Regions from separate parts of the Homo sapiens genome. Here region 1 is linked to region 2. A link is a contact called in ENCODE Hi-C or POLR2A ChIA-PET data. All regions are on one chromosome and are shown on one strand. Each heading gives the region's core, a stretch centred on a gene start or an enhancer-like site at or near the end of the contact. The rest is flanking DNA. Distances are from core to core; before and after follow the strand shown.

Evidence for each region. Hi-C counts contacts between places; a loop is a spot of excess contacts on that map. ChIA-PET counts read pairs that join two places held with the same protein, here RNA polymerase II (POLR2A). Pooled maps may share reads with other maps.
Region 1: a loop to region 2 is called in a map of ascending aorta, with 6 times the contacts of the local background. The contact joins two enhancer-like sites. A Hi-C loop is called at or near these places in 2 of 168 maps with a recorded cell type or tissue (ascending aorta and endothelial cell of umbilical vein) and 6 of 50 pooled maps. POLR2A ChIA-PET finds 5 or more read pairs at or near these places in 1 of 52 experiments (GM12878).

What each region holds. Positions count from the first base shown.
Region 1 is chr14:34,055,797-34,061,780 of GRCh38, forward strand. It overlaps EGLN3-AS1 (EGLN3 antisense RNA 1), which reads left to right. Exons shown (of 3, transcript NR_184209.1): 3 at 3,336-5,984. All of the region lies in intron 5 of LOC102724945 (a long non-coding RNA gene), which reads right to left. Among named protein-coding and RNA genes, the nearest start is that of EGLN3-AS1, 19 kb to the left of the region's middle. RefSeq lists an enhancer at 4,021-4,522 and a silencer at 4,421-4,780. Within about 2 kb of position 4,460, at least 30 of the 41 ENCODE cell types and tissues checked have a DNase peak (open chromatin) inside an H3K27ac peak, as active enhancers do; they include ascending aorta, where a contact is called at or near this core.
Region 2 is chr14:33,915,738-33,921,575 of GRCh38, forward strand. No RefSeq gene overlaps it. Among named protein-coding and RNA genes, the nearest start is that of EGLN3, 32 kb to the right of the region's middle. RefSeq lists an enhancer at 1,537-1,681 and a cis regulatory region at 1,600-1,607. Within about 2 kb of position 1,740, at least 4 of the 41 ENCODE cell types and tissues checked have a DNase peak (open chromatin) inside an H3K27ac peak, as active enhancers do; they include ascending aorta, where a contact is called at or near this core.

The sequences.
Region 1 (5,984 bases), core at 3,210-5,709, 140 kb after region 2:
TAAATGTCAAGACACAGGAATTAAGCACTTCCACAATAAAAATCTAGGTGGATACCTCAGTAGAGCAGATTTTTATGTTGGTGGTAGTTTCCAAAGTTAGCACATAACTGAAAGCAGTCACTTGAAAAAAAATCCCTTAAATTATCCATAAAATAGTGTATACATGGTTTTCGTGTACAAGTATGCATTGCTGTGTGTATGTAAATACGTAATAATCTACACAACAGATAATTGACAAAGAATAAATATGCAAAATATAAGTTTACAGATTTTACTACACAGAAGAAACCAAAAGTGAAATTAGAAAAAGTTTGCAAAATCAATGTTCTAAAAACTTCCAGTGGAAATGCATGTTTTGTTTTGATAACAAATTCTAAAGGGCCAGGACACAGCTGCAAGGCCAAGCACATTCACACTCTTCAACCACCCTGGGCTTTTTAAAAGTGTGAATAAAGGCAGTAGCTTCAGAAAATCATTCTTTGGTTCTCTTAGTTGTTAGACTTCTGTAGGAGCCTGTCAATCTTACAGAGTATTAATAGAAAGAAAATTACCACCCCACCCCACCCCCCCCCCCCGCAAAAAAAACCTTATTGCCTTTTATTTTTGGACAGGTTATGGAATCACAAAATCTCAAGGTTGTAAGGGAACCGAAAGAGCACTGGTCCAACCTGTCATCATATGTTTCAATCCCTCCCAAGGGATCAAACAGTCTCTACTTAGATATTTCCAGTAGCTAGAAACTACCCCTTCCATCTTAGAACACCTCCAGCAGTAATTTAAATGCACAATTGCTTCAAAAATTTAATACATCAAAATTATGTGTTGCAGGAAGATCTTCCTGGCAGGGATTCACTTTAAAAGTATTATGAAGAATTTACTCTGCAATATTCTTAGTGTATAAAAGGGTCATACAGACTAATAAGAAAATCGCTAAGATCTCAATAGATAAGAAAAAATGTAAATCATCACATTTGTATTTAAAAGTTCAGTCAGCTGGGCGCAGTGGCTCACTCCTGTAATCTCAGCACTTTGGGAGGCCGAGGTGGGCGGATCACCTGAGGTCGCGAGTTTGAGACCAGCCTGACCAACATGGAGAAACCCCATCTCTACTGAAAATACAAAATTAGCTGAGTGTGGTGGTGTGTGCCTGTAATCCCAGCTATTTGGGAGGCTGAGGCAGGAGAATCACTTGAACCCAGGGGGCAGAGATTGTGGTGAGCCGAGATTGTACCATCGCACTCCAGCCTGGGCAACGAGAGTAGAACTCTGTCTCAAAAAAGAAAAGGTCAGTCTACCTAATTTAATAGGCAAAAAATTATCCCACATTTTAATCCATTAAATAACAAAGGTCAAGACACATTGCACCAAAAAAGCAGTGAGATATAAACTGATGGTAGAACTGTAGATTGCTACAACTTTTATGTATTTCATTTTGGCAATATTCATTTGTCAAAGAATAAGCCTAGAGGTTTGTTGTCGTTGTTGTTGTTTCATCACAGCTGAGTCTACTAATTTACCAGGCAAGGGAACACAAACCAAAACAGAAATTTGCAATGTATCCCTGTTAGGGAAATGTCAGGGGTTGCTTTTTAAGTGCTGGAGAGAAGTGCCTGATGATTATTCTAGTTAAGCATTGACAACTAGCATTCTAGACAGTCAGTCATTTAAACAAGTGTCACTGTCTGTGGTCAGGAAAGAGTTTTCAATCAGGTCCTGTGTGTGGGTGGGGCCCGGGGGGGTTCCTTAAAGTTAATGGTCAGCTTTAGCAGGTTAGAACCAGCTGGGATAAAACACAGTCTTTAGTTTTGATATTCCTAAGCAAGAAGGGAAATTTCTTCCTTGTTTTCTTCACTCATTCAACAATGCACATTAAGGCTGGGCACGGTGGTTCACACCTGTAATCCCAGCACTTTGGGAGGCCCAGGCGGGCAGATCACTTCAGATCAGGAGTTTGTGACCAGCCTGGCCAACATGGTGAAATCCCATCTCTACTAAAAATACAAAAAACATTGGCCAGGCATGGTTGTACGAGCCTGTAATCCCAGCTACTCGGGAGGCTGAGGCAGGAAAATCTCTTGAACGCAGGAAGCGGAGGTTGAAGTGAGCTGAGATCTCGCCACTGCACTCCAGCCTGGGCAACAGGGTGAGACTCCGTCTCAAAAAACAAACAAACAAACAAACAAAACATGCACACTAAGAACCATCTCCATGCTGGACACTGGTAATACAGCAGTAAAGCAGGCAGAGATAGTTCCTGTCTTCATGGAAATTGCCACCAAGTAATGTGATCTTGTCATGAAAATGTTTATATTATTAAACCTAAAAATTTCACTTTAGGAAGCTTATGTTAAGGAGATAATAAGCTGGTCAAATATTTATACACAAATATATTCATTGGAGTATTGCTTAAGCCAAAAAACAGAGACAACCTAAATTTCCAACAGTAAGGGAATTGCTTAAAAAATACATAATACATTCATAAATTGACTATAAAAGGTTTAATGACATGGGAAATGTGTACGATATAATATTAAGCAAGGCAAATAATATTTTCAAGACATAGAATGTGGCCTCAATTATATTAGACATTATATAAAATAAACTTTTAAAATACTTGGTTGCTGATCATGGTGGCTCACATCTGTAATCCCAGCTCTTTGGGAGGCCAAGGCAGGCAGATTGCTGGAGTCCAGGAGTTTGAGACTGGCTGGCTAACGTGGTGAAACCCTGTCTCTACAAAAAATACAAAAATGAGCTGGGCATGGTGATATGCACCTGTAGTCCCAGCTACAGGTCTGGCTAACATGGAGACACCCTGTCTCTACAAAAAATACAAAAGTTAGCTGAGCATGATGATATGCACCTGTAGTCCCAGCTACTCTGGAGGCTGAGGTGAGAGGATGACTTGAGCCCAGGAGGTCAAGGCTACAGTGAGCTGTAATCACACCACTGCATTCCAGCCTGGGCAACAAAGCAAGACCCTGTCTCAAAAATAAAATAAAATAAAACAAAATGAAATACTTCGAAAGAAATATACCTCAAATGCTAACATTTTATTGGTGTATGAATGTTGTATTACGGGATTTTTTTTTTCTTCTTTATATTTTAGTGTATTCACTTTTATGAGAGTTTGTATTAATTTTATAATCTAGAAAGAATTTGGCAAACATCCCCTCTGAAAAAAAAAATCAGAACAAAAACTACCCCCAAATAGGGAAAACTCTACAAATGGCTTAACTGTGTATACAGTCAAGATCCTATAACCTAGGTCTCTGTATCTAAAGGCAGAATTTACGTGTGAATTAATCTCATTTTTGTTTCTGCTGACTCCATAGAAACTGTGCTCTCCATGGCTTCCTCAAGATGAGCAAACAAGAGTGATACAGATTTTTCTGAGATGGACAGTGCCTCTCACTGACCCCGCCCCCAGTATCCTACGACCAAGGAAAAGAATCTCATGTGTCATTTCTGTGGGCCACGGTAGTTAAGGAAACTCCATGTATTTTCATCTGGAGCCTCACAGCAACCCTGACAAGTGGCTAAGTGGGGACAATGTGAAGCTCGGCTGCCCTTCCCCAAGGCCCTGGTCTTGACAGTCCTCAGGGGCTGGAGGCCCCCCTCATCCATGTCCCCACAAGATTTCTGTCCATGGCACCCAAGGACCCACTCAAATGGTCTTGAATGGACCTGAGGAAGACTGGCGAGTTATTGGTTTTATAAGCACAGTTGTGTCCGTTTACATCTACCAGAAGGTACAGGGATATGGCGAGAGTGAGAAGACGTGACACCTGTTAATACAAACTCTCCCCTTTAACTTGTCTTTCCAGAGAACACAGAATGGGAGACACCGCTAAAACAGGCCACGTTAGCACTAGAACTGATAAACTGAGAGCTAGGTTCTAGATAGAAAAGTTACGATGAAACATCCTCATCATTGTCAACAGATGAATATCTAAACCTCAGCTTTGATGTCCTCTGCCAAATGGATTGGATGATGCCTGCCCTTGCCACTCCACGGGGTCTTTGGGGATGAACTGAGCTACAATGGCGAGGGAGCGGGTGGGATACTAACTGGCCCTTCCCCTAGATAGGAGGCCATCAAGTGCAGAGCCAGAGACCGGCCCTGGGCCTCCGCAGGCTCCCCCGGAGCCAAAGAGAGGCCAAACCGAAGCGCCCTGCCCAAGGCCGCCCTAACGCGACTCTGGCCGCTCCTGCCTAGCAGATACCGGCTGGTGCCCTCGCTTCGGATGCAAGATCCCAGCTCTGCTGCAGCTTTCGAGCCGGAGGGACAATCGAAATGATCAAAAATGCCCGGCGGGCAGCCTTGGCGAGCGCGCGGCGGGGCGCGGGGTGAAGTCTCGCCAGGGCGCGCCGCGGCGGACACCGAGCCACACGCACTGTGCCTGCGCCCGCGGCCGCCCCGAAGGTAGTCGGTAACTGCGGCGGGCGGCGGCCGGGGCTGGACAGCCAGCCCCGCCCGGCAGGCTCGCAGCTCACGTAGCGCTAGCGTGAGTCAGCGCGTTCCAGCGCAGCCCCGGGCCGAGGGAGGGCTCCCGCGCGCAGCGCCAGCAGCCCGCACGTACCGGCCCCGGGAGGGGGCGCCTAGGTGGTTCCACTCGCGGGTGCCCTGTGCCCTGCAGTGTCCCCACGCCCCAGGTTGTCCCCCTCGAAAGCCACGTGGGCGTGGGGCTCGCCTTCCCTGGGCGGAGTCCCCATCGGTGCCTGCCCGCCCGGAAGTAGGGGCGCGAGGGTGACGGGCAAGACCGAGCCCGGCCCGTGATTCTTCCTCAGCCGGAGCTCGACCTTCTCCTTGTCCCTTGCGTTTCCTTTCTTTGAACCACACACTCGCTCGCTCACGTTTGTCCCGACTAAGTTGCCCCCGGCCCCCGCAGCTGTCATGAAGATAGATGGAGAGGTAGCTGCGAGAGCCCAGCCTCGGCGGGTGGTGCCCAGGGCGGACTGGGGAGACTAAAGACAGTAAAGGGCGGGTGGGACTCGAGTCCTCTATCCACCTAATCTCACATGCAGTGGGACTTATCATTCCAGTCGGTCTGCATTTCCTCAAATCTGCACCTGTTTAGTTACGACAACCAGCTTTATAAAAGGAAGCGGCCTACGTGCCTGACAGCTGAATGACGGAATTAGAAGTCATTCTCTACTAAATGTGTGAACATAGCAGGACCTCCGCTTAAGTTCTAGACCTACAGGGTTGCAAGTCTGGGCCTCCTGGGGGCAGGAAAAAATTCCAAGTCCTCCTTTGCCCCTCGGTAAAATGTTCTTTCACAAATTAGAGCCAACGGCACATCTGTGATGTGCCTATGTCACTTTTTCAAAGCCTTGCTCAGGGGTTGGAATGTCGTGGAGAGGGAGACGAGGTGGGTGCTTATGAAGGGAAAGAGATACATGGGGAAGGGGGAGAGGAAACGTTGATTAGGAAAGGAGCTTGCAGTCATGAGTAAAGTGACTGACAGAACGTTATTGAGCCTGTCATGGAGATCAGGCACTATTTGGGCACCAGTGACGCAAAATAAGTGGCTCCCCGTGGTCCCTGCTCTCAGGGTTACAGATGAGTGGGAGATATTAACTAAGTAGACAGTGAAACATGAGGAAGACTTAGTATGACGGTTCAGCACCCAGACTTGGGAACCAGGCTGTGCAGGTTCTGATGCTGGCTCTGCAATTTACAGACCGTGTGATCTTAGCCAAGTGAGTACCCCCATCTGTCCTCACCTTCTTGTTTTGGAAAATAAAAATGGTGAAAACGACTTACTTTTTAGGACATTTCAGAGGTCTAAATACATTAATACAAGCAGAGCACTGGAATTCAGTAGGCACCGAATAAATCTTGTTAATAGAATAAATGGAGGAGATACAGGCAGGGGCTGCCAAGCACAGCAGAGCAGGCTGTATGCTGTACAACTCCAGAAGACACGTTCGTAGAAGTGAATGGAGCTTTCTGGAACTGTGCAGTGTGGTGGTCCTGA
Region 2 (5,838 bases), core at 490-2,989:
GAAGAGGAAAATGGCAGTGTCAGGAACATAGCAAATAGGGGAAAGCCTAGTAGGAGAAAGGCTGTGAGGAGCAGGCAGGGCTGGATCATGTGAACTCTGGAGGCCATCTGTGTCGACTGTTTTCCCTTTGCCTCTCCACATTCTCTATCCTTATGGCCCTACTCTGAGCCACGGGAGCTCGACCTGCACAGGCTATGTCAACAGACTCCATTGACTGCTAACTTCTAGATGTGTTTAGCCCGGGATGTGCTCCTGCAGGTCTGAAGTGGGAAAAGGGGAAGGCCGCGGTGTTTATTCCCTTCATTCTCTTCTTGCGGGCCTCTCTGTTTCTGGGTACTGATTTCTTCCCATACCCCGCACCCTTTCCTGCCTCTGAGTGGTGGTACCACCTGCTGTTGCAGCCTAGGGCACGGCACTAGGGTTTCCCTAGACCCTCCCCACCTTGTGGTTTTCCTATACCCTCCCTACTGTGGTAAAATGTGCCTGTATTTAACTGTCCTCCAATTATCCTAATTCATGTGTGTCTCCTGGGATCTGTTGCTACACCATGATGAGGTGTGTAATTTTGTTAGTAGTATTCTTAAGTCATTTGGTAATAATCTTTCATCCTGTGAAGCTACAACATGGATTTTTTTAAACTCTTGTTTCCAAGTGCCTAATACAGTGTTATAGGAAATGCTTAGTGACTGCATACACCATGCACAACAGAGCCAAGTGTACTTGAGAGACAACTGGTCCGTTGAGAACAAAATGCATTTGGAGGCCATGAAGTTCAAGTTGAGAGCAGCATTCCCATGCACACCTCTCTCTGGGGAATGCAGCCAGTCCCTGCAAACCCCATTCCCCTCTCCAGGTTAAAAAGTTCCTCTTCACCCTGATGTTAGTTTGAAAAGTTTCGGCCATAACCATATTTAGTTATATTTAGGGAGAGGGGAGTGGTGGGTCAAAGGCTTAAAAAAAAACCCAAGAATGTATATATACTTAAGTAGCTAACAGTTTACTCCTAACATGCTTGTCTGGGAAAGCCTCTACTGGAGATCACGTGACAACAAAACAAAACACCCTTTCTCTTCATTTGGGTGGACAACTGGTTTAGTTTGATTAAATCTCAAACCAAGAATCATCATGTAAACTCATGGCTTAGTTGTCACACTGTGGAAGCCTTAAGCAGCTACAAAACTGCTGCTGATAGGAGACTAGTCCACACTCATCACTGCAAGTCACAGCTGTCTTGTTGTTTTTTAAGCGGGTTTCCTTCATCAAGATAATATAAATTTATGATAAAATGAAATTTACAGACAGCCCAGAGAGGAAGCAGGAGGTAAGAGTGAATTGCCTGGTTAAAAACAGGAACATGTGCAGAGGAGAAAGTTTCCCTGCTCTTGGAAGCCAAGCCAGGTTCCCAGTACCCTGACCAGCTGCTCCCATTTGGAAAAACCCTGGCACAAGATACCATACCAGACGTTCTGCACATGCCTCCTGAGAAAGCCAGAGAAGGCTGAGAAGTATATGGGCCCATGAAAATAAGAAGCAAAGAGGAAAGGGTGTAGAAGTTGGTTAAAAATAAAACTTATCAGATGAGAATTAGGTCCTGAGAATGTTATCTCTCCCCACAGGAGGGTGGAAAAGAAAATAGGCATGTCAAGGAGAACACAGGCCACAGGATGAATAAGCATAAAAATAGGAGGAAATGATCAAGCAAACATGCCAAACAGCCAGAGGACGCCTCTCATCCTAGAAGTGCTGACTTTCCAGGATTGCTCGCCTTCCCTCACCTACTCCCCCAAGAGAATGAGTCAAGGCCAAAAACCCTGGCCAAGGAACTGTTTCCCGGAAAGAGAGACTTTTTTTCCTCTATACCTTTTTGGACTATTTCCATTTTTCCCCCATGTGCCTAGATTACCTTTTAAAAAAAAAAAAGTAAATGTTTATGGAAACAGTTATTGGAATATTCCTACTCCCAGCATTTTATGACAAGTAGGCTAGTCCCCTAGAGAATCTGGAAACTCCAGATAGTTGGTGAACACTTAAATCCTCCCCCAGCTGCTCCCTACTGCTCCCCTTGTCCACACCCAGCCCTGGCTGCAGCCCTGAAGTGAAGAGGCTTGCTGGGAACCCCCATGCTCCATCCCTGTAGCTTTTCAGAGATCTGTGAACTTGATCTACTCCCTAAGCTCACTTCAAAACATGCACCCAGTCATAAGGGATATGCGGTTTCCCTCAAATAAAAGGCACAAAACAAAGACTACAAGCATACCTCATTTCACTGTGCTCCACTTTCTTCTGCTTCATAGATATTTTTTCTAGCAACTCTGCATTAAGAAGACTACTGGAACCATTTTTCCACAGCACATGCTCACTTCGTGTCTCTGTCACATTTTTGGTAATTCTTGCAGTATTTCAAACTTTTTCATTATTATATTATCTGTTATGGTGATCTGTGACCAGCGATCTTTGATGTAAACTATTGTAATTATTTCGGGGTCCCAAAAACTGTGCCCATATAAGATGATGAACTTAATTGATAAATTTGGTTTGTGTTCCAACTGCTTCACCAACTGGCTTTTGCCCTCTCTTGGCCTCCCTATTCCCTAAGACACAACAATCTTGCAATTAGGCCAATTAATAATCCTACAATGACCTCTAAGGGTTCAAGTGAAAGGAACAGTCACACATCTCCAACTTTAGGTCAAAAGTTAGTTGGTGAGGAAGGTATGTCGAAAGTTGGTGAGGAAAGTATGTCGAAAGCTAAGATAAGCCAAAAGCTAGGCCTCTTGCACCAGTTAGCCAACTCGTGAATGCAAAGGAAAAAGTCCTGGAAGAAAACTAAAAGTGCTACTCCTGTGAACAAATAAGCAAGTGAAAACAGCCTATGGTTGATATGGAGAAAGTTTGAGTGGGTTGGATAGAAGACCAAGCCAGCTACAACATTCCCTTTAGCCAAAGCCTAATCCAGAGCCAGCCTCTTTCAATTCTATAAAGGCAGAGAGAGGTGAGGAAGCTACAGAAGAAAAGTTGGAAGCTAATAGAGGTTGGTTCATGGGGTTTAAGTTAAGAAGCCATCTCTATAACATAAAAGTGCAGAGTGGAGCAGCAAGTGTTGATGTTGAAGCTGCAGCAAGTTCTCCAGAAGATCTATCTAAGATCATTGATAAAGGTGACTACACTAAACAACAGTGTAGATCAAACAGCCTTCTGTTGGAAGAAGATGCCATGTACGACTTTCACAGCTAGAGAAAAGTAGTCCACCCGATTTCAAAGCTTCAAGGGACAGGCTGACTCTCTTGTTTGGAGCTAATGCAGTTGCTGACTTTAAGTTGAAGCCAATGCTCATTTGCCATTCTGAAAATCCTAATGCCTTTAAGAATGATGCTAAATCTACTCTGCCTGTGTTCTATAAATGGAACAAAGCCTGGATGACAGCACACATGTTTATACCATGGTTTATTAAATATGTTAAGCCTACAGTTGAAACCTATTTCTCAGAAAAAAAGATTTCTTTCAAAATATTACTCCTCATTGACAATGCACCTGGTCACCTAAGAGCTCTGACGGAGGTGCACAGAGATTAATGTTGTCTTCATGCCTGCTAACACAACTTCCATTCTACAGTACATGGATCAAGGAATAATTTTGACTTTCAAGTCATATTTAAGAAATACATCTCATAAGGCCATAGCCGCCATAGTGATTCTTCTGATGAATGTGAGCCAAGTAAATTGAAAACCTTCTGGAAAGAATTCACCATTCAAGATGCCATTAAAAACACTGATTTGTGGAAGGAGGTCAAAATATCAACATTAACAGGAGTTTGGAAGAAGTTGATTGCAATACTCATGGACATCGTTGAGAGGTTTAAGACTCCAGTGGAGAAGGAAGTGCAGATGCAGTGGAAACAGCAAGAGAACTCGAATCAGAAGTGGAGACTGAAGTTGAGACTGAATTGCTGCAATCTCATGATAAAACTTGAACAGATAAGTTGCTTTTCATGGATGAGCAAAGAAAGTGGTTTCTTGAGATAGAGTCTGCTTCTGGTGAAGATTCTTTGCATTAGCTGCATTAGCTCCTAACAAGAGAGCCAGCCTGTCCCTTGAAGTCTTGAAATTGGGCATGGACTACTTTTCTCTAGCTGTGAAATGACAAATAAGAACTCAGAATATTATGTAAATTTATTTTATTTCTTGTAGAGACGAGGTCTCATCATCTTGCCTAGGCTAATCTTGAACCCCTGGGCTCAAGCAATCCCTCTGCTTCGGCTTACCAAAGTGCTGGGATTACAGGTGTGAACCACTGCATCCAGTCTATTATGTAATTTAGTTGATAAAGCAGCAGCAGATTTGAGAGGATTGACTCCAGTTTTGAAAGAAGTTCTACCATAAGTAAAAGGCTATCAAGGCCAGGCGCAGTGGCTCACACCTGTAATCCCAGCACTTTGGGAGGCCAAGGCGGACAGATCACGAAGTCAGGAGTTAGTGACCAGCTTGGCCAACATGGTGAAACCCCATCTCTACTAAAAATACAAAAATTAGCTGGGTGTAGTGGCACACGCCTGTAATCCCAGCTACTCAGGAGGCTGAGGCAGGAGAATTGCTTGAGCCCGGGAGACGGAGGTTGCAATGAGCTGAGATTGTGCCACTGCACTCCAGCCTGGCCAATAGACTGAGACTCTGTCTCCAAAAAAAAAAAAAAAAGGCTATCAAATAGCATTGCATGCCACAGAGAAATCTTTCATGAAAAGACGAGTCAATTAATATGGCAAATTTCACTGTTGTCTTATTTTTAAAATTGCCACAACCACCACAATCTTTAGCAACCACCACCCTGATCAGCCAGCAGCTATCCACATGGAGGAACGACCCTCTACTAGCAAAAAGATTATGACTTGCTGAAGGCTCAGATGATCATTAGCATTTTTTAGCAATAAGGTGTTTTTAATTAAAGTATGTGCATTGTTTTTTCAGGCATAATGCTATTGCATATAGATCCCATTGCATGCTGAATACACACCGTATAGTATAAACATAACTTTTATATGTACTGGGAAACCAAAAAAAATTGTGTGACTCACTTTAGTAATTTTCGCTTTACTGTGGTGGTCTGGAACCAAACCTACAATACCTCTGGGGTATGGACCTGTTAAATTAATTTTTAATGACCTAGTGTTTAGCCACTCCTAAAATAATGAATTTCACTCAACTGCTCTTAAATCTTCTTGCAAAATTATGACAATAAAATACAACAGCCATTGTCTGTTTCTCTCACTTTTAAAAAAGAATCACAGCCGGGCGCAGTGGCTCACGACTGTAATCCTAGCACTTAGGGAGGCTGAGGCGGGTGGATCACGAGGTCAAGAGTTCGAGACCAGCCTGATCAACATGGTGAAACCCTGTCTCTACTAAAAATACAAAAATTAGCCAGGCGTGGTAGTGCGCACCTGTAATCCTAGCTGCTCAGGAGGCTGAATCAGGAAAATTGCTTGAACATGAGAAGCGGAGGTTGCAGTGAGCCAAGATCGCACCACTGCATCCCAGCCTGGGCAACAGAGCGAGACTCCATCTCAAAAAAAGAAAAAAAGAATCACAAAATGGCCTTTATTTTCTGAAAAATTTCAGCCCTCGGGAGCATAAGTACTTCTGGAAAAGCTGACTTTTCTATATGCTGTTTTTCAAATAAGCAAGATCCAAGAAAAAAATGTGGTTTTTCAATACTCAGTTTTTCATGGTATTTAAGTAAGGCAAAGAGCTGTGTTTTAAAGAAATTAAAATAGCATCTTTCTACAGGCTACCATAAAAAAATAGGTAGACATGGCTCAAATGGCTTTAATTAAAAATGTTTATC